Linked DNA regions of Homo sapiens: region 1 is linked to region 2. Evidence: read pairs that join two places in POLR2A ChIA-PET (ENCODE). Cell type or tissue: PC-3. All regions are shown on one strand. Each heading gives the region's core, and the rest is flanking DNA. Links, peaks and the distances in the headings are about the cores only. Region 1 holds the start of LOC105379105 (a long non-coding RNA gene). Region 2 overlaps PAM (peptidylglycine alpha-amidating monooxygenase).

Region 1 (11,182 bases), core at 5,266-7,765, 110 kb before region 2:
TTATAAAATCGACCATATATTTGGAAGTAAAACACTCCTCAGCAAATGCAAAAGAACTGAAATAATAACAGTCTCTCAGACCACAATGCAATCAAATTGGAACTCAGGATTAAGAAACTCCCTGAAAACCACAAAACTACATGGAAATTGGACAACCTGCTCCTGAATGACTCCTGGGTAAATAATGAAATTAAGGCAGACATCAAGAAGTTCTTTGAAACCAATGAGAACAAAGAGACAATGTACTAGAATCACTGAGCTGTAGCTAAAGCAGTATTAAGGGGGAAATGTATAGCACTAAATGCCCACGTCAGCTAGAAAGATCTCAGGTCAACACCATAACATCACAAAAGACCTAGAGAAGCAAGAGCAAACAAGTCCAGAGCTAACAGAAGACTAGAAATAACTAAGATCAGAATGGAACTGGAGGAGATAGAGAAACAACTCTTCAAAAAAATAAATGAATCCAGGAGTGGTTTATTTTTTTGGAAAAATTAACAAAATGGAACACTAGCTAGATAGTAAAGAAGAAAAGAAAGAAGAATCAAACAGACACAATAAAAAATGATAAAGGGGATATCATCACTGACCCCACAGAAATACAAACTACCATAAAATATACTATGAACACTCCTGTGCAAATAAACTAGAAAATCTAGAAGAAATGGATAAATTCCTGGATACATACACCCTCCCAAGACTAAACCAGGAAGAAGTCAAATCCCTGAATCGGCAAATACCAAGTTCCAAAATTGAGGCAGTAATAAATAGCTTACCAACCAAACAAAGCCCAGGACCAGACAGATTTACAACCAAATTCTACCAGAGATACAAAGAGGAGCTGGTACCGTTGCTTCTGAAACTATTCCAAACAATTGAAAAGGAGGGACTCCTTCCTAACTCATTTTATGAGGCCAGCATCATCCTGATACCAAAACCTGGCAGAGACACTACAAAAAAGAAAACTTCAGGCCAATATCCCTGATGAACATCCATGTGAAAATCCTCGATAATATACTGGCAAACTGTATCCAGCAGCACATCAAAAGGTTATCCACCATGATCAAGTTGGTTTTATCCTTGGGATGCAAGGCCGGTTCAACATACGCACATCAGTAAATGTAACCCATCACATAAACAGAACCAATGACAAAAACCACAAGATTATCTCAATAGATGCAGAAAAGGCCTTTGAGAAAATTCAACATCCCTTCATGTTAAAAACTCTATAAATCAGGTATTGATGGAACATATCTCAAAATAATAAGAGCTATTTATGACAAACCCACAGCCAATATCATACTGAACAGGCAAAAGCAGAATATTCCCTTTGAAGACTGGCACAGGGCTTTGAAGACCGGCACAAGACAAGGATGCCCTCTCATCACTCCTATTCAACATAGTTTTGGAACTTCTGACCAGAGCAGTCAAGCAAGAGAAAGACAGAAACGGTATTCAAATAGGAAGAGAGAAAGTCAAATTGTCTCCGTCTGCAGACAAGATGATCCTATATGTAGAAAACCCCCTCATTTCAGCTGATAAGCAATTTCAGCAAAGTGTCAGATACAAAATCAGTGTGCAAAATTCACAAGCATTTCTATACATTAACAATACACAAGCAGAGAGCCATATCATGAGTGAACTCCCATTCACAGTTGCTACAAAAAGAATAAAATATCTAGGAATACAGCTAACAAGGGTTGTTGTATTAGTCTTTTCACACTGCTGGTAAAGACATACCCAAGACTGGGCAATTTACTAAAGAGGTTCATTGGACTTAACAGTTTCATGTGGCTGGGGAGGTTTCACAATCATGGCGGATGGCAAGGAGGAGCAAGTCACATCTTACATGGATGGCAGCAGACAAAAGGAGAGCTTATGCAGGACATCTCCCATTTCTAAAACCATCAGATCTCGTGAGACCCATTCACTATCATGAGAACAGCATGGGAGAGACCCACCCCATAATTCAATCATCTCCCACTGTGTCCCTCCCACAACACGTGGGAATTACGGGAGATACAAGATGACATTTGGGTGGGGACACAGAACCAGACAATATTATTCCCTCTCATATCTCATATCTCCACATTTCAAAACCAATCATGTCTTCCCAACAGTCACCCAAAGTCTCAGCTCATTTTGACATTAACCGAAATGTCCACAGTCCAAAGTTTCATCTGAGACAAGGCAAGTCCCTCTGCCTATGAGCCTGTAATATGAAAAGCAAGTTAGTTACTTGCTAGATACAATGGGGGTAGAGGCATTGGATAAATACAGCCTCTCCAAATGGGAGAAATTGGCCAAAACAAAGGGACTACAGGCCCCATGCAAGTCCAATATCCAGCAGGGCAGTTAAAGCTCCAAAATGATCTCTTGACTCCATGTCTCACATCCAAGTCACACTGATGCAATAGGTAGGTTCCCATATTCTTTGGCACCTCCACCCCTGTGGCTTTGCAGGGTATAGCCTCTCTCCCAGTTGCTTTCACAGGCTGGCATTGAATGTCTTTGGCTTTTTCAGGCACACGGTGCAAGCTCTCCATGGATCTACCAGTCTGGGGTCTGGAGGATGGTGGCCCTCTTCTCACTGCTCCACTAGGTGCTCCCCCAGTAAGGACTCTGCACGGCATCTCTGACCCCACATTTCCCTTCTGCACTGCCGTAGCAGAGGTTCTCCATGAGGGCCCCACCCCTGCAGCAAACTTCTTCCTGGGCATCCAGGCATTTTCATAAATCTTCTGAAATCTAGGCAGAGGTTCCCAAACCTCAATTCTTGACATCTGTGCACTTACAGATTCAATACTGTGTAGAAGCTGATAAGAATTGGGGCTTCCACCCTCTGAAGCAACAGCCTGAGCTGTACCCTGGCCCCTTTCTTCCATGGCTGGAGCAGCTAGAACACAGTGTACCAAGTCCCTAGGCTGCACAGAGCAGGGGGGGTCCTGGACCTGGCCCACAAAACCATCTTTTCCCCCTAGGCCTCTGGGCCTGTGATGGGAGGGGCTGCTGTGAAGACCTCTGAAATGCCCTGAAGACATTTTCCCTATTGTCTTCAGAATTAACATTCAGCTCCTCATTACTTTTGCAGATTTCTGCAGCCAGCTTGAATTTTGCCTCAGAAAATGGGATTTTCTTTTCTATTGCATTGTCTGGCTGCAAATTTTCCAAAGTTTTATGCTGTGTTTCACTTTCAAAACTGAATCCTTTTAACAGCACCCAAGTCACCTCTTGAATGTTTTGCTGCTTAGAAATTTCTTCTGCCAGATCCTAAATCATCTGCCTCCAGTTCCAAGTTCCACAAGTCTCCTGGGCAGGGGCAAAATGCCACCAGTCTCTTTGATGAAACATTACAAGAGTTACCTTTGCTCCAGTTCCCAACAAGTTCCTTATCTCCATCTGAGACCACCTCAGCCTGGACCTTATTGTTCATATCACTATCAGCATTTTTGTCAAAGCCATTCAGAAGTCTTTAGGAAGTTCCAAACTTTCCCACATTTTCCTGTCTTCTTCTGAGCCCTCCAGACTGTTCCAACCTCTGCCTGTTACCCAGTTCCAATGTTGCTTCCATATTTTCAGGTATCTTTTCAGCAATGCCTTACTCTACTAGTACCAATTTACTTCATTAGTCTGTTTTCACGCTGCTGATAAAGACATACTCCAGACTGGGCAATTTACAAAACAAAGAGGTTTACTGGATTTACCGTTCCACGTGGCTGGGGAGGCCTCACAATCTTGGTGGAAGGCAAGGAGGAGCAAGTCACATCTTACATGGATGGCAGCAGGCAAAAAGAGAGCTTGTGCAGGGCAACTCCCATTTTAAAACGCATCAGATCCTGTGAGACCCATTCAGTACCACAAGAACAGCATGGGAGAGACTCACAGCCATCATTCAATCATCTCCCACCAGGTCCCTCCCACAGCATGTGTGAATTATGGGAGCTACAAGATGAGATTTGGCTGGAGACACAGAGCCAAACCATATCAGACATGAAGGACCTTTGCAAGGAGAACTACAAACCACTGCTAAAGCAAAAAGAGAGGACACAAACAAATGGAAAAACATTTCATCCTCATGGACAGGAAGAATCAATATCGTGAAAATGGCCATACTGCCCAAAGTAATTTACAGATTCAGTGCTATTCCCATCAAACTACCATTGACATTCTTCACAAAATTAGAAAAAAAAAAACTACTTTCAAATTTATATGGAACCAAAAAAGAGCCCATATAGCCAAGACAATCCTAAGCAGAAAGAACAAAGCTGGAGGCATCACACTACCTGACTTCTAACTACACTAAAAGGCTACAGTAACCAAAACAGCATGGTACTGGTACCAACACAGACATGTAGGCCAATGGAACAGAATAGAGACCTCAGAAATAAGGCCACACATCTACAACGATCTGATTTTCAACAAACCAGACAAAAACAAGCAATGGGGAAAAGAGTCCCTATTTAGTAAATGGTGCTGAGAAAACTGGCTGGCCATATGCAGAAAACTGAAACTGGACCCCTTCCTTACACCTTATACAAAAATTAACTCAGGATGGATCTAAGACTTAAATGTGAAACCCAAAACCATAAAAACCCTAGAAGAAAACGTAGGCAATACCATTCAGGACATAGGCATGGGCTAAGATTTTACGATGAAATTGCCAAAAGCAGTTACAACAAAAACTAAAATTGACAAATGGGATCTAATTAATCTAAAGCGCCTCTGCACAGCAAAAGAAACTATCATCAGAGTAAACAGGCAGCCTACAGAATGGGTGAAAATTTTGGCAATCTTCCCATCCAACAAAGGTCTAATATCCAAAATTTACAAGGAACTCAAAGAAATTTACAAGAAAAAGACAAACAACCCATCAAAAAGTGGGCAAAGGATATGAGCAGATGCTTCTCAAAAGAAGACATTGATGTGGCCAACAGACGTGAAAAAAGCTTAACATCACTGGTTGTTAGAGAAATGCAAATCAAAACCACAATGAGATAACGTGGTGTATATATACCACATTTTATTTATCCAGTCTGTCACTGATGGGCATCTGGGTTGGTTCCATGTCTTTGCTATTTTGAATAGTGCTGCAATATGTGTGCATTTATCTTTATAATAGAATGATTTATATTCCTTTGGGTATATACCCAGTAATGGGATTGCTGGGTCAAATGGTATTTCTGGTTCTGTGATATGTATGCATACAAAGGAATATTTTTTCAGCCTTATATGTAAAATCTAAAATACTATGCAGCCATAAAAAGGAATGAGATGATGTCCTTTGCAGGGACATGAATGAAGCTGGAAGCCATCATACTCAGCAAACTAACACAGGAACAGAAAACCAAACACTGCATGTTCTCACTCATAAGTGGGAGTTGAACGCTGAGAACACATGGACACAAGGAGAACAACACACACCAGGGCCTGTCAGAAGGGTGGCTGGTGAGGGAAGGGAGAGCATCAGGACAAATAGCTGATGCATATGGGGCTTAAAACATAGGTGACGGGTTGATAGGTGCAGCAAACCATCATGGCAGATGTATACCTATGTGACAGACCTGCACATTGTGCACATGTATCCCAGAACTTAAAGTAAAAAAAAAATTAAATTAAAAAATAAAAGAACAAAGCTGGAGGCATTATACTACTTGACTTCAAAATACTGGCATAAAAAGAAACATACAGATCAATGGAACATAATAGAAAGCCAAGAAATCTATGCATTTATGGTATATCTTTGACAAAGTTTGCAAGGACACACAATGGGAAAAACACACTTTCTTCCATAAATGGTGCTATTAAAACTGGATATCCACATCCAAAAGAATGAAACTGAACCTATACCTCACACCATATACAGAAATCAGCTCAAAATGGATTAAAGCCTTAAATCTAGGGCCTGAAACTGTGAAACAATTAGAAGAAAACAGGGGAAATACTTCTTAACAATAGTCTTGATAATTATTTTTGTACATTATCTCAAAATGAACACAGGCATCGAGAGCAAAAATAGACAAAGATTGCATCAAACTAAAAGCTTCTGCACAGCAATGAAAACAATATGGAATGGGTGAAAATATTTGCAAATCTTGCATCTGTTAAGGGGTTAATATCCAAAATTTCTAAGGAACTCTGTTCAATGGCAAGAAAACTAATAACCAGATTTAAAAATGGGCAAAGGGCTTGAATATACATTTTTTCAGACAAGACATAGAAATGGCCAACAGATGCATGAAAAAATGTTCCAACATTGCTAATCATCAGAAAAATACAGTTTAAAACCAAAATGACGTATAGTTTTACACCTGTTAGAATGGCTGTTGTCAAAAAGATAGCAATCTCTGGTGAGGATTTAAAGACAAGGGAACCCATGTACATTTTTGGTGGCAGGGCGCAATGGTATAGTCATTATAAAATACCCTATGGACGCTCCTCAAAAAATTAAAAAACTAACATATGACCCACAATTTCCTTCAAAGGTACTGAAATAGGTATGTTGAAGGGATATCTACACTTCCATGGTCATTGCATCATTATTCACAATAGCCATGATATGGATCAACCTAAATGTCCACTAATGGAGGTATGGATAAAGAAAATGTGATATGTATGCATACAAAGGAATATTTTTTTCAGCCTTATATGTAAAATCTAAAAATGTTGAACTCAGAAGCAGAGAGTAGAATGGTGGTTCCCAGGGGTTGGGAGTGAGAGGAATGGGGAGGTATTAGTCAAAGAATACAAAGTTTCTGTCAGAATGAATAAATTCTAGAGAGCTAATGTACAGCATGGTGGCCATAGTTAATAATACTTTATTGTACATTTGAAATTTGATAAGAAAGTAGATCTTACGTGTTCCCACCACACAACCCACACAAAAGTTAATTATGTGAGGTGATGGATATGTTAATTAGCCTGATTATAATTACTTCACAATGTATACATACATTAAAATATCACAGTGTACATTCTGAATATTTATAATTTTTATTAATCAGTTTTACCTCAAAGCTGGGAAATACAGAAAGAGAAGTTATGAAATAAAATAATTCTAGATTCAACAGCAATTTATATGAGAAATAATAAAACAGCCATAGAAACTACTTTATGGTTATCTCAATTACTATTTATCCTAACAGCATTACATCCAGACCATTGATGATATTTATTTATGTCACTCCTGAATATTTTTATGAACTTTTTAAAAGTGAGCTTTATGGTAGATGAATTATGGCTTATAAAGCTGTTAGAGTCTAAACCACAGATTGGAAAAAATTAACTAGCCATACAGCCACCCTAATACCAAAGACAGGTAGGTAAGTGCAGCCCTACCATATTCCTGGAAGGAGAAGCAGAATATTAGTTGATAGCTTTAATAGCTGTCACACTCATCTTTTTCGTTTTCTTTTTTCTTTTTTTTTTTTGCAAATTCTGTTATAGGCAATTTATTATCAAAGTTCGTTTTACTTTTATTCCCTGATAAATAGCCAATATATGCCATTCAAAGAAATCGCTGATTTTATTACTGAAATTTCAGAATTCTAATGCAGAGATTCCAAATACAATTTTTACATTAACAAATATGCAGAGAAAACACTCAGAGATTTGTTGTTGTTGTTGTTCTCGTTTTTTGTTTTTTGAGATGGAGTTTCACTCTTGTCACCCAGGCTGGAGTGCAATGGCGTGTTCTCGGCTCACTGCAACCTCTGCCTCTGGGTTCAAGCAATTCTTTTGCCTCAGCTGGGATTACAGGCGCCTGCCACCACACCTAGCTAATTTTTTTGTATTTTTAGTAGAGACAGGGTTTCGCCATGTTGGCCTGGCTGGTCTCCGACTCCTGACCTCAGGTGATCCGCCTGCCTTGGCCTCCCAAAGTGCTGGGATTACAGATGTGAGCCACTGTGCCCAGCTGAGATTTTTATACATACAGTCTTTAGCTCTAATGTTTATGTTTGCAGTGCCCTGTCAAGAGTAAAAATGGAGGTTCACATACTGTATACCTGAATATTTAGGAGGTTTAAATCAAGCTAAGAAACTTTTCCTACCTCAGCAAATATACCTAAGGTTCCTAGGATTCTTGGACTCCTTAGAGCCCCACACTAGTGAATGGCAACTTAGGGAGAACTGGTCTCTGTCTCAATCCTGTTCCTTCCCAAGGATAAGTGACCCCAGCTTCTGTAGAGGTGCCCCTTGACCAGCCCAGGCCTTTTAGAATAAGCTTTCTCAATTGTTCATCCACCCTCTGTAGACAGACCAGGAAGGAGCTGAAAGAGGTTCTCCAGGTGAAGAAGAGTATATCTCAGGGCCCTGAGATCTTACCCAGCAGGGAGTGGCATGAGCTACAGGAGGATACAGCCTAGTTTTCAAGAAAAGGGTCCAGAATGGGATCCCTCTTGCCTGGATTTAAGGGAATTTTTCTGTAAGTATGTAACAAAATTTTGACCAAAAAAATCTAGAAATGTCTTTATGAGGTTTTGTATGACACCTTGTGGTACTGTTCAAAGCATTATATAGAAGGAAATGGAGATGCTGAACTATAGTAAATGAAGATTCTATTTTGAATGAGAATAATTTCCTTGTTTAAAAAGTTATTTTAAAATATGATTACCATTTCAAGTATAAAATCTTATTATATTACCATTAAAAAGAGTAACTCACTAAGATTTATAAAAGAAAACATATTACATTTTTAAACTATGCAATTCATTTATACATTCAAAGAAGATACACATTAAATGCCTACTATGTTCCAGATACTGGCACTGAGATTATATCAATTACAAATAAAAATTTCTGCCCTCCTAGAACTTATATTCTAGTAGAATAATGAAAAAGTGACCAGTAATTCTTAGGAATACATTTCTTCACCTACATCTAATCTGAAAATTTTACTTGTAGACTTTTGCACAGACATTTATTGGGATCCCTATCTTAAGCCGTAAAAAGCGTAAGTATTCCATTCTGCTGATTTTTGACTGCTCAGAAAGCTGTAACAGAATATTTTGCTCAAATGTCTAAAAGTGACTGAGTCACTTCCAGTTTTGGAGTTTCTAATCATTATAATTAATAAAAACCAAAATGTGCATTAAAAAAAGTAGTTTCAAACTTTTGTTTTATACAAATGCATTTATTATTGAGGGAGAAATGTTAGCTTTATGCATTGTTAATATTAAGCAGGGAAAGATTAGTTAAGTGCCATTAAATTAATAAGTATTTAAATTGGTAGCTTAACCAGAGCTTGAGGCCTGGGCCAGATGATTCTTCTACTTCTAATCTGTCGGTGTCCTCCTCACCCCTTCCCTTACTTGCTACCCCTATTAATGCTTCTTCCTTTGTTTCCCCAAGCACATTTTGTTTGTTAGTTAAAGAATATTAGGCCCAAGGGATTTCCCTTATCTGAGCACCTCATTGTCTAAACTTTGAAGGGATTTGTCAGAAGCAGACAGAGGAGAGCAAATTATTTGGCGTGGTTAGTAGCTGGAGGAGATCACATGTCAACTTCTCCCCTACATCCCCTCTAAGCTTCTATTAGTTCCGAGAGAAGAGGCCCCAGGTGTTGAAATGGAGAATGCGGAAAAGGCTAAAGAGTAGGGAGTCTGGATTCTCTTCACTTCTTCAGTAACACTTTCATATAGTGGTGGAGGGAAAAATACTAAATGGAATGGTTCCCTTCCTCCAAAATCATGTTTTCTGATTGCACAGTAATATATAACTTACACTCTCTGGGTTTCTGGGCAGTATTTTATCCTGCATTTTTTATATGTCCATTTAGAATTTCATCCTTATAAATATATACATATATTATTAATTTTTCAATTTTATGTGATGAATAAACAGTAATAAAATAATCATAGGGATGGTTTATGTGACTTGCTCACAGCTTGAAGCAAATCAGTGGCAAATCTGCCTAGGCTTTAAGAATAGAACTTAAGAGTCAGTCTTCCGTTAATCTGTACTGATCACAAATACGTTAAAAATCACAAATTTTGGCCAGGCACAGTGGCTCATTCCTGTAATCTTGGCACTTTGAGAGGCCAAGACAGGCAGATTACCTGAGCCCAGGAATTCGAGACCAGCCTGAGCAATGTGGCGAAACCCTATCTCTACGAAAAAGACAAAAAATTACCTGGGCATGGTGGCATGAGACTGTGGTCACAGCTACCTAGAGGCTGAGACGAGAGAATCACCTGAGTCCAGGAGGCTGAGGCTGCAGTGAGCTGTGATCGTGCCACTGCATTCCAGCTTGGGCAACAGAGTGAGACCCTGTCTCAAACAAAAAACAAATGAAAATCCCTGATTTTACTTGAGGTAGTTACAAAAGGGGTAATGTTTTTTAAAAATATATAATGTGAAAAAGGTATAATATCCTGAATATATAAAGAACTATGACTCAATACACAAAAAATAACTCAAGCCCTTTATTAGATATTCCCCCCAAAAAAGATGTACAAATGGTTGATAATCACATGAAAAGATGTTCAACATGATTAGTCATCAGGGAAATGCAAGTCAAAACCACTATGAGATACCACTTCACACCTACTAGAATGGCTATCATATCCTACAAAAAAAAAAAAAAGAAATATGACAAGTATTGCCTAGGATTGAAATCACCTTTATAGAATTGTAAGTGATGAGAGAAAACTGCATGACTCTGTTTTGCTTCTATCCTCACAGGTTAAATTGGTTTTTGCTTATTCTAGCACAGAGGCCAAGATAACCATGAGTGGAATTAGTTTGGTAGTTACACTTTGAGGCAAGGAAAAATGACTCCCTTCCTTGTTCAGAGATTGAAGCTGCATTCACGAGGCAAGGTTAGAATTATGATAGGAGCTTGAACTTTGCTAAAGAGTAAGCATAAACAATGACCTGCCATTGCTTAGCTTGCTTTGCTATAAGTTGCTTACTGCCCCAGAGTCACTTAACCAGAGGTTGCAAGATTTGTAACTTCCCCAACTACTCACATAGATAACATCACTATTGTGAAACTTAATTAACTGGTCTTTGAGGTATTCTTCAGATTTAGCATTTTGGCAGACCAAGAGACACCACCTAGTCCTGAGACTCTCTCCTGAGAACTGACTCAGCTGCACAAAGACAGCCCTGTCTCAATAACCCTGTGATTTCTTCCCCACCCAACCAATTATCTGAGTTCCTCAGCCCCCTACTTGTCAAAGCA
Region 2 (11,182 bases), core at 3,046-5,545:
TGAAGTTTGAGGGCTTACTTTAAAAATTAACATACATGGCATAATTTATTTGAATAATTAAAGCCCCCTTATTAGCTACTTGGTCAAGTTGACTTTCCAAAGAATGCATACAAATAGACACTTTGTGCAAACAAATATCTCTAAGAAGAATGAAATACTCTTTCAGCAATGAGATTTGCCCTATGTGTTGTAAGGAGACAGACTAATCTCATTAGTGCATCACATGAACTATGTGTACAAATGTGCATTTGGTACATTTCTGTATTTCTCTTTTAATTCTAGGCTGGTGGTCCCCATAGACTGGTAGGATCATACACAGACTATGCTAGCCATTGAAATGGCTTTTGGTTAGGCTACTGTCTTTACCGTCATTAGAGATGACATTTTAATGGGCCCACTAATTTCAACATATGAGTAACAGCCTATTTTCTGCAATATGAAAATTGATAATATCAGAATGCTTTTTTATTCTCAAGTTAAATACCTTTAGTTACAGCATTTTTATTCACAAACAGAAGAAAATAGAAACTGCAGGAAAATAATTTCTTATGTGTCCATAGAATTATTCTCGGGGACCAGTAAGAGTTTGGGTATATTTGTATATTTGGGTATATAGATAATGTTCACCTCTGAATATTATATATATGCTATAAAACACAAAAGGGTAAATGAATGGCAAGGTATGAAAGTATTTTAAAGAATCTGGTTTGTAGGCGTATATAACACCTCCTACATCCTACTATTTGGAAAGAACAGATGAAATATAACCTTTAATACCGCTTCACTAACAAAACCCCTGGGTTTTTAACCTTTTAGAAGTGTCAGTGTTTCCCTTGATCAACTTGACTAACTTCAAAAGGAAACCATAGTCCAACTGCAGTTTCCATAGAAACATACCATTTTATAAGATGCATCTATTAAATGGTGGTATCTCATTCCGTATTGTTTCATATATGTTGTTATTTGTAAATGTATTCTAAGACAAAATTATTTTAAAGACATACATTTCAAATAGCATTTGAAATGTCAAAATAATTCATTGAAAGTCTGAACAAACTTCATAAGAAGTTACAGTAAACACTCTGAATACCACTATATTTAGGCTGCTATTACTGGCTTACTTACAAATATATAAACAGGATTGATAAATTTAGCTATTTTAAATTACTCAGCCATTTAGTGCTTTGAGCTAAGCTGTATTTTTTTGAAGGTCACTTTGTTAGAATGAGATATTATAAAACATCCGCTGTATAATTTAAAAACCTCAGGATCACAGTTTACTTTATGCTTCTTTCAGAATGCATTTTCCCCTTTCTAAAGTCTCAATTGTTTAATTTTGTAAAAACTATTCATACAAGAGTGATATTTTTGAACTAGACCTAATGTAATACATTTTGAAGAATTCCAATAGCAGCTAGCAATAAGAAACAGGAAACTTCTACATGTTGCTAATAGAAAAATCCTTTCTATTCCTATTTGTGCTGTCAGTAGAAGTGGGTTTGCATTAACATGAAACTAACGTTTAAAAACGTGTATCGTAGGCCAAAAACAACTTTTTAGGATAACAAACTCCAAAGCCTAACCCAAAGCACTACCTTCCAAACAACTGGCAAAAAGCCAAGATTCAGGGAAGTAATTTTTTAGTACCAGCACATGCAGTATATGACATACAAGCATCAAACATTACCACTTTCAATAAACAGAACAGGGGAAGAATGATGCTTTTTTTAAACTCTGCAGATGGCAACTTAACACAAAACTATAGATGTATAAGACAATAATCGCTCCTACCTTGATGAAGGCAGAGAAGAATGACTTATAGAGGTAAGATGTGGATTTAATTCTTAATTTCTTTTTTTCTTGAATCTCAAATCTACTTAATGAACATACCATACAAAATATACAATAATTTAAATGGTTAAGGTTATTAGATTTCAAAAGCAGCCTGATGGTTTTTAATGATTATGCTTGCACTTATTTGTACTATACATAAAAATTATAATATTAAATGAAGTAAAACAAAGACAGAAAATGAAACAGCACTAAATTATATGAATGAATTTTACTTTCAAAGCTAAAGTGCAATAATTGACCATTTTCTCATGAATTATGCATTGTATAAAAATAGCAATACATAGTGTTTGAGGCAGATACAGAGAGACATACAATATCTCAGTAACTTTACAATTTGGTTGCCTACTTGGAAATTGATACTTTTATAGGACTAGTTATAGAAATAAGCATACATACCCTGGTCTAACACTTCTTCTTCTTCTCGTTTTGGCTGCTGTAGTAAAGGAATCTTATCTTTATATTCTGTTTCTGTAAAGGATCAAAGAAGCTGAGCATAAATTTGCAGTATGTATTACATACTTAAAATAGTTTATTGGAAATAGTCCATCAACATAAAAATACTATTCAGGGTCTTGTGCTTATTACCGTATTAAGAATTTATAAGACAGAAATGCTCTAATTCATAAGCTCCCCACCCCCCACCCCCCAGCACAACCTACCAATTACAAGACATCTGACTTAATAACTAGGTCAACTACCCTTTCAATAATATATAAATGATACAGAATTTTCAAAATGCATTGACAAAATGACTCATATTTGTTTTCTTAAATTAAATTTAGCACTGTTTTAAGAACATTTAAGAACACTTTAAGGCATATTCTATAAATATAGTAGAATCTTAATAAATGGCCAGAATGCTATGCTAACTTCTCTCATAAAATTTCCACTAGAAAGAAATAAGAAGCTGCTCTAGCGTGTTAAGACTGAACTTGCAAAACTCAATCAAGTCTCAGCATACTTCATGCGATAAAACAAGGAGTAGACTTTGCAATTTTAAGTTAAAAAGTGACAGTCAATATGACCATTTTGCAGAGGAACTATATATATGTTAAATAACAATTCTGAGAATTAGATAAAAAAAGTCAAGACTAGCAATGCTTCACAAATCAATAATTGTTCTTTGCCTGAAGAAGCCCATTAAATGGATAATTTAAAGTATGGCTGGAGATGATAACCATTTTCCCTGGCAAACTGTAGTGATCTTTAGAACATGGTGCATAAATTCATAAACTGTGTAAGTCATTACTGGTTAGGGAAGGAGTTAGATGAGGAAATGAGAAAACATGAATTAAGTGAAAAAAGGTCTACATTTATGGGATTGGTCCCAAAATGAATCTGTTTCATCCCTGGCTGAGATTTTCCTCTTTAACTGTTCTGATGGGTACATGTCAGGGAGGGGAGATAGGATATGAAAGAGAAAAATGAGAAAATAAGAAATATGTGTGTACATGTGACTGGTAGAAGAAGGGAATAAAGATGATTTTAAATATCATCAAACAAGATACATACAAAAATATAAAATACAAAATCATATATTACTTTATATTAAACATCAATTATTACCTTTATGATGTTCATGCATCATAACCATATCAGACTTCACGGGAATTGGAATGTTGGCCTCTGGTGGTATGGTTCTGAACATATCTGGAGCTACATTCTGGGTACAGGTCATGAAAGAAACTGCATGCTTGGCTTCCATGTAATACATAATGTATAAGTTGCACATTTCATCACTAGACGTGCCACTGCAGGCAAAAAAAAGATATAACAAATCAACTATTCACATAAAACACATGCTTAATGCAAGAAAAATGAAGCCCTTAGATCTGCCAGCAATGGATTCAAAGGTAGAAATATTGTGCATTTATTTTATAGCTTTCATTAAAACCCATCACAGTTTTCAACATCAAAAGCACATTGTCAAAGGCATATTTCCACTTAACAATGGAGTGTCAGTTTGCAGGCACACCATGAACACTACTAAATACCACTGATGAAAATGGCATTTTAGTAGATGAGGGAATATGGTACTTTCTTTTCTCTCTTGAATCTTTTTATTCTTTAGTCCCCTCCTATTTGCTAAAACTCATAGACTGGGAAAAGTTATTGTTCTCGTGGAAAATCTTTATTATTTCCTTAACAATGGTAAAAATCAGAAACCTTCAATATAATTATCATATATTATTTATTATAAGTCTTTAAAAATGGCTTTTCCTCTTAACATCAAAAGTCCTGGACCTTGTTTTTGGTTAACTGCCTCCTTCCTTACAGCCAGATGAATCTAGAATCATGTGTCCCCACTAAGACATTCAAAGTGTATCCCTGATGTCTGACTTGGCAACTAGGCTTTTATAGCAGGGTTGAAAAGAATGCCTCAGGAATGACTCAAAATGAAATCAGCACTAATCTTTTTTAAGGGTTGAGATGTGACGGAAGTAGTGCTGTACAGTTGAATGACTCAATGTTAAAAATAGATTTTAAAACAGTGGATATTTCCAAGAAAAAAGTTCCCAATGATAGAAAAAATATCTAATAGTTTACAAAATATGTATTCTGCTTCCTTACTTCACATGGGTTATTATATATTTCATTCTCTTTAGCATTATTAGGAAGGAACCATTTAAGTACACCTTCACAAGACTTTTACATAGCAAAGTTGTTTGGGCAAAGGAACATGTCCATTTTAGTATTAGTATTGACAATTTTTAGCAAGCCTACACTAATAAAAAAAAGCTATGAGGTAGGTTATTTGCTGTACAGAAATACATCAGTGTTGATTTTTCCAGCAATGTCATGCAGCACTCACTTTCTCTCCATAGCAACAGTATGACATCAGCAAGGGAAGGAAAAAAATAAAAATATTTTTCAAACAGGGATTTGATTTCTCTAAGCTTTGAAAATATAGAGCCCTTGAGAGACCACAGGAATAAGCCCCTGCCATGGGAAGCTCTGTTTATGCTTTAGAAATCATTTGGCTTCTTACTCTCTGAATCTGATACCTGTCAGTGTAATTGCCTCTCCCGTGAAATATAAGCAAATAGTGAAGTGCAAAGCCAAACAAACATCTGTTCACTACACATGTCTTCATGGTGTCAAAACACCATTCCTAAGAATTACATTTTAACAGCCTTGGAGTTGGTCAGTATGTGCTATAAAAGGAATGGCTGTTGCAAAAATAATAAACTGGAGCCTCCCGCCATATTATCCTTCTCTTTCCTGCTTTAAAAAAAAGGAGGTATATGTAGATCAACTGAGCAAAAAGGAAAAAGGAATTTTAGATGTGGCTCTAGCTTTAAAAACCTTTAATCATCTTGCAGAGAGGAAAGGCAAAATAATCATTTAAGCATCTCAAATTAATGAAAGGAAAAACATTTTAAATTCATATAATAATTCATGAAACTTGCAACTCATCAATGGATGGGTCCTTCCATATTTTCTCTTTTTGGGAATGCCAATACCCATGTTTTCACTGGAGAAGGTATACCCACCCACAACAGCATATGTAAGAAGCCAGTATCCTGATTTTTTTCCTTACTAAAAAGCTACACACAATGAAGTAACTATCACTGCTGGTCTAAATATTGTTGGTCCCTTGGGCCAGTGTGTTCTCTGTTGCATAAATGGAAATTGTTTATTCTGTGAGCTATTATATGTTTTTATAAAATACTTAGAGAGGGAATTCTAGAACTTTTTTTACTCTTCCTACTAGAGTAGTATTTCCACAATTATTACCACAAAACTTTGGTCCTTGAAATGCTTACAGAAGAGTTGAGAAAAACTTACCATATGGCCTGCCGGGCACGATGGCTCACGCCTGTAATCCCAGCACTTTGGGAGGCTGAGGTGGGTGGATCATGAGGTCAGGAGTTCAAGACCAGCCTGGCCAAGATGGTGAAACCTCGTCTCTACTAAAAATGCAAAAATTAGCTGGGCGCAGTGGCAGCTGCCTGTAATCCCAACTACTCAAGAGGCTGAGGCAGGAGAATTGCTTGAACACAGGGGCAGAGGTTGCAGTGAGCTGAGATCTCACGCCACTGCACTCCAGCCTAGGTGACAGACTGAGACTCCGTCTCAAAAAAAAGAAAAGAAAAGAAAAAAAAAAGCAAACAAACAAAAATCTTACCATATGAACAAATGAAAATGTTGGGCTATACAAGTTAAACAATGTTGTACTGCCTGATCCTTTAATACACAATGTGCTCATGACTGTATGGTGGGGTGGGGGGCGTGGATACAGTAGGTTCTATTCCCTAAATGAATCTGACCGGGCTCCTTTGTGTTGCTGTGTGTTCCAGGGCATAATTTAAGAAAAGCTGTACTGTAAGACTTGCTCTTACGTAGGTAGAAACAAAATGCTAGTATTGTTTAAGAATGACCAATCAAAAGGATTTCTTCAATAGAGTAGTGTGCATGTAGTAAAGCTATATAAAGCTATTCAAATGAATATACATAGATATGCATACAGATGTGTAGCTAGAAATGTTTCATAACATGTCTTATCTGTATAAAGACAGGTAAATATCTATGTATATTCTATCTATATCCTTCTATCTGTCCATCTGTCCATCCATTCAGATAAACACATAGTTCAAGCTTTCAGAAAAATCCATTAGAGATTTAAGAAGCAACTAATACTGCAAAGCTTCAAAATAACTAATATAAAATATCTTGTTAATATATATTTCCTCAAAGATAATTTTGGTGTTACATGTATATTTGGAAGGATTTGTTTTTAACATACATTTGAAAAAAAATTGTACTAAAAGTAAAAATTTCATTTCAAACAAGTGAAAGGTAATTAATCTGAGAACAAGGAATTAAATTGTGCAATGTCGGCTAAATCAGGACAATAATTTACTCTTACTAAATTAAATTCATTATTATCACCAAAAAGCAGTAAGTAACAAAAAACAAAAGAAAATTATAGATCGTAATTATGGAGAAGAATATGAAATAAAAAGGTGGCATAAGTTTAGAATAATTATATACTAATATTGGAGACAAAGGCAGCAATTACTATATTAGAAATAGTGTGTACCAAGGTACAAGGTTACATGTTTGAAAAACACATGTACTTAAGTATAGCAAATAAAGGAAAATCAGTAACTTTCTGAATAATGTAACTCTTTGTCCTCTACAACTTATGATCACACTTTATTATTTTAAATAGCATATTTGAGAAAATAAAAATAAAAACATAAGCTAAGGTCGCAGGTTATTTCCTCAAAAGTGAATTATCTTACCATGTACTGAATTAACTTTTGAGAAAAATTATGCATATATGTGTAAGAGTATACATATATGTATGTGTGTACACACATGCACATATACATACACACACAATACACTAATTCAATTACACATACATTATGTGTTAATTTGATACACATATAAATGTGTTTGCCTTTACACACGTGATTTTCTGAGACATATTAATCAGCTCACCAATACAGTTCATTTGGGGTACCAATTCTATGATTCAAAATTGAATTTTATCAAATAATTTAGGAATCTTTGCTATCACAAGGAAAATTTCATTAAAAGAGCTGAACAAAAAGAGTCATACTTTATTCCTTTCCATCTATAATTAGACTTGTAGTCAAGGTAACTCTGAGCTCCTATGTGACAGAGAAACTATCATATGCTAAAAATGTCAGGAGTCAAATCATCCTTAGTATCAGCATCACAGTTTGCTTATTTTATTTTACAATCATTCACCTTTCATTCAAAAACAAAAAATCTCATTTTAAAACAAATTGCTTTCTGTATTCCTAAGGGAGTATTTTGACACATGTACCCTTAATTTCCACCGAGATCAACATATGCAATTCAACTCTGCTAATCTGAGTGATTTATGAACATGAGAAAGTAGGAAGGGAGATTATGTCCACTGAATGGCCCTTTAAACATTCTCCAATGCCAGTGTGATTCCTTAAAATGATGACTGCTGGCATTACTTACATTCCAAAATTACAGTAGTGCATTTATTTCATCTTCTTGAATAATAAAGTGCTTATGTGATAACTTCCTGTTTTATACTGGCATACTTAATATAAATAGCTTTAGGTCTGACATAATGTGTGAGCCTGAAAATTGGAAGCCCTTGATAAATATGTGTTGAATGAAGGAAGAATTAATAATCCTGCTTAATAAATGTTTACAACTTCATATGACATAGCATGTTTGCCCTAGTATATTATACTACTGAATAATGAGTCAGATCAAATTTTTGTACTCAATTGATCTGTGGGATTTCTGAAAATATTTATTTATATCCATATCTGTTTATCCATCTGTCTAATCTATTTACCTAGGTTCCATGAGAGCTTTTATTAAAATATATTATATTAGAAAGATATGTAATACAGATTTAATAAAGCACCAAGTAATCTGAAATGTATGACTTAAAAACTTCCAAATATCATTGTATTCCATGTCTATACCGCAAACACTCCACTAGCTCAAGAATTCTTCACCTCTACCCCGTTTATATTCAACAAATGTTAGGCTTGAAAATAGGCAAAATCGGTAATAGTAATTTTAGAAAGAAATATAAAAACTTCAAAGAAGTCATTTTACAAAACTGTTAATCATTTCTTAAAAAGTTTCGTGGTGCCTTTAAATGTATACATTAAGAAGTTATTTATCATGTAACTTTATCTTTGCATGTAATATATTTAAAAATGCAGATTAAAGTGCTATGTTGGTATCCATGAACATTCATATTTTAATGAAATGACCCATTCCAAATGAAAGGTATGACCAACAAAACTGACCAAATTGGTAAATATTGTCTACCTAGTCCCAATAATTAATATTAAATTTTAGCATATAAACTTTTAGCCTGATTAGCTGACTTAATGAGCTTAATTGGCTGACTTAATTAAATTCTGTTTTTATTTAAACTTGACTAAACATTTGAAACGAATTTAGAGAAGTATCATCCTGAATATAAAATATGTAATGCAGTCAAGCACAAAATATTGCTTCTTCATAGAACAATTAGTAGTACTATGTTGTCAGTATATATAATACTTTGGTGCAACTTTATTTAGGCTATATTATTCATATTTACTATTTAAAAATAAATATAATATATGGGTAAAACATTTTACCATTAAGTATATTTATTAATATATCTCATATTAAATATACCTACTTTTAAAGTAGTTTTTATTATTAATATTACTTTTGATTGACAAATAATGGTAAGCACTTAATCATATGTTCTCATTTATAAATATGAGCTAAGCCACACGGAGGCAAAGGCATAAGAATGATAAAATGGACTTTGGGGACTCAGGAGGGAAGAGTGGGAGGGGGTTAAGGATAAAAAAAACTACATATTGGGTACAGTGTACATTGCTTGGGTGACAGGTGCACTAAAATCACAGAAATCCCTAAAGAACTTATCCATGTAACAAAAAACCACCTGTTCCCCAAAAACTATTGAAATAAAAAATAATTTTGTAATATAAGGTACAATGTGATTTTTTAATATATGGATACAGTGTGGTACTATTAAATCAAACTAACAAATCCATCACTTTGCTTACCTATCTTTTTTTTAATATTTTTTTATTTTGAGACGGAGACAGGGAAACATTGCTCCTGTTATTTACTCTATAGCCCAGTCTGAAGCGCAATGGCATGATCTTGGCTCACTGCAATCTCTTCCTTCCAGGTTCAAGCGATTCTCCAGCCTCAGCCTCCCAAGTAGCTGGGATTATGGGCATCCGCCATCATGCCCGACTAATTTTTGTATTTTTGTAGAGATGGGGTTTCACCATGTTGGCCAAGCTGGTCTTGAACTCCTGACCTCAGGCAATCTGCCCGCCTTGGCCTCCCAAAGTGCTGAGATTACAGGCATGAGCCATTGTACTCGGCCCTATCATTTTTTTAATCATGAAATATTTGACATTCCTCTCTTAATTATTTTGAAATATATAGTGCATTATATTGACTATAGTCATTCTTCTGTGCAATAGATCTCAAAATCTATTCCTCCTGTCTATCTGAAACTTTATGTCCTCTGATCAACAATTCCTATTACCTCCTTTCCCACCCTTCAGTAACCATCATTCTATTCTCTATTTCTATGAGTTCAACTTTTTTAGACTCCACATATAAGTGAGATCATGTGGTATTTGTATTAATATATCTGTGCCTGGCTTATTTCACTTAATACATCCTTCAGATTCATCCACCTTGTCACAAATGACAGGATTCCCCCCCCTCCTTGTAAAGGCTAAATAGTATTCCATCATGTGTATGTAAAACACATTTCTTTATGCATTCATCCATTTATGGACACTCAGGTGGTTAAATCCATCTCCTGTTTTTACATCGTGGTATTTTAAGATGAATCCCTGTTATGGGAAAATCAGCCTCTACTTTTAAGTGCTGTTCATTAGTTACCCATGATTGTTCTACCCAAGCAAAGTTTTCTCCAGTTCCAAAATTTCTAGCTTAATACAGTTAAGCTTGATTTTGGTAGAAGAATCACTCAACTGTAAATCTTCCTAGTAGGCTACTGTCAACGGTTTTTCTGTAAAACCTAGTTTCTATGTAACCATAGAACAGAAAGGTTTAAAACTTGAAGCTGAGAGTTCTCGCAGTACATGGAGGAGGCACCTACTGGCCCCAGCCTATCCTTAGTTAAGTGTGATTTATACCTATGTGTGCTTCACGCTCGGGGCTCAAATCTGTGTCCTGTGGGAATGTGTGTTTGTATGTGTGGGTTGGAGGTAGATGGGAAAAGAGAAGAGGGAGAGGAGATATATGGATTTACAGAGTATCATTTAATTTAACCGACATCATAAATTACTAGTTTATTTCACTGGTCACATTCTCAACTGTGATCCTGTAATCATCTATGGAGGTTTTGCCTATTATTTTATAAAACAGAGACACATTGCTGTTGTTATTTGTCTAAAAATAAAAAGCATATTAACTGCTATGAGAACATTATCCATTATTATGAAAACTTTTATTCATACTTAAATGTATTAAAACTTGTCTTACTTGTTTGTCATTCCACTGGTAAAAAAATTGCCTCTGTAGTAGAAATTAAATATTCAGAATATGGACTCACCCAATAAGTTAATTTCCTATAATTCCTTTCTATTTCATTTTTATTACAAAATGGTGTTTCCTTTAGCCCACATGAGATTTGTGAAAGGATAAATTAGTGTAGTCATTTTAGGGTATTATTTTAAAGCAAAATGCACATTTTAAAAAAGACAAGAATTATTCTAGACTCATGGAACTGATAGAGGCCTCCAGAGATCACTTTGGCCTCCCATCCTAGTACTATAACAAG

The links. Peaks named below come from ENCODE experiments on the same cell type or tissue, not always from the same donor. Only the 100,000 strongest peaks of a DNase experiment are listed, where the experiment ranks them.
Region 1: POLR2A ChIA-PET joins it to region 2 with 7 read pairs; 2 of 35 experiments call an interaction of 5 or more read pairs at or near these places.

What each region holds. Positions count from the first base shown.
Region 1 is chr5:103,066,324-103,077,505 of GRCh38, reverse strand. LOC105379105 (a long non-coding RNA gene) reads left to right here and starts at 6,481. Exons shown (of 4, transcript XR_948633.2): 1 at 6,481-6,586; 2 at 8,252-8,422. In PC-3, for the core only: no CTCF peak of the experiment used is centred there; no DNase peak of the experiment used is centred there.
Region 2 is chr5:102,952,298-102,963,479 of GRCh38, reverse strand. It overlaps PAM (peptidylglycine alpha-amidating monooxygenase), which reads right to left. Exons shown (of 26, transcript NM_001177306.2): 13 at 3,421-3,605; 14 at 2,251-2,322. Among named protein-coding and RNA genes, the nearest start is that of GIN1, 160 kb to the left of the region's middle. In PC-3, for the core only: no CTCF peak of the experiment used is centred there; a DNase peak (open chromatin) is centred at 4,219; H3K4me3 peaks cover 318 bases; H3K27ac peaks cover 2,103 bases.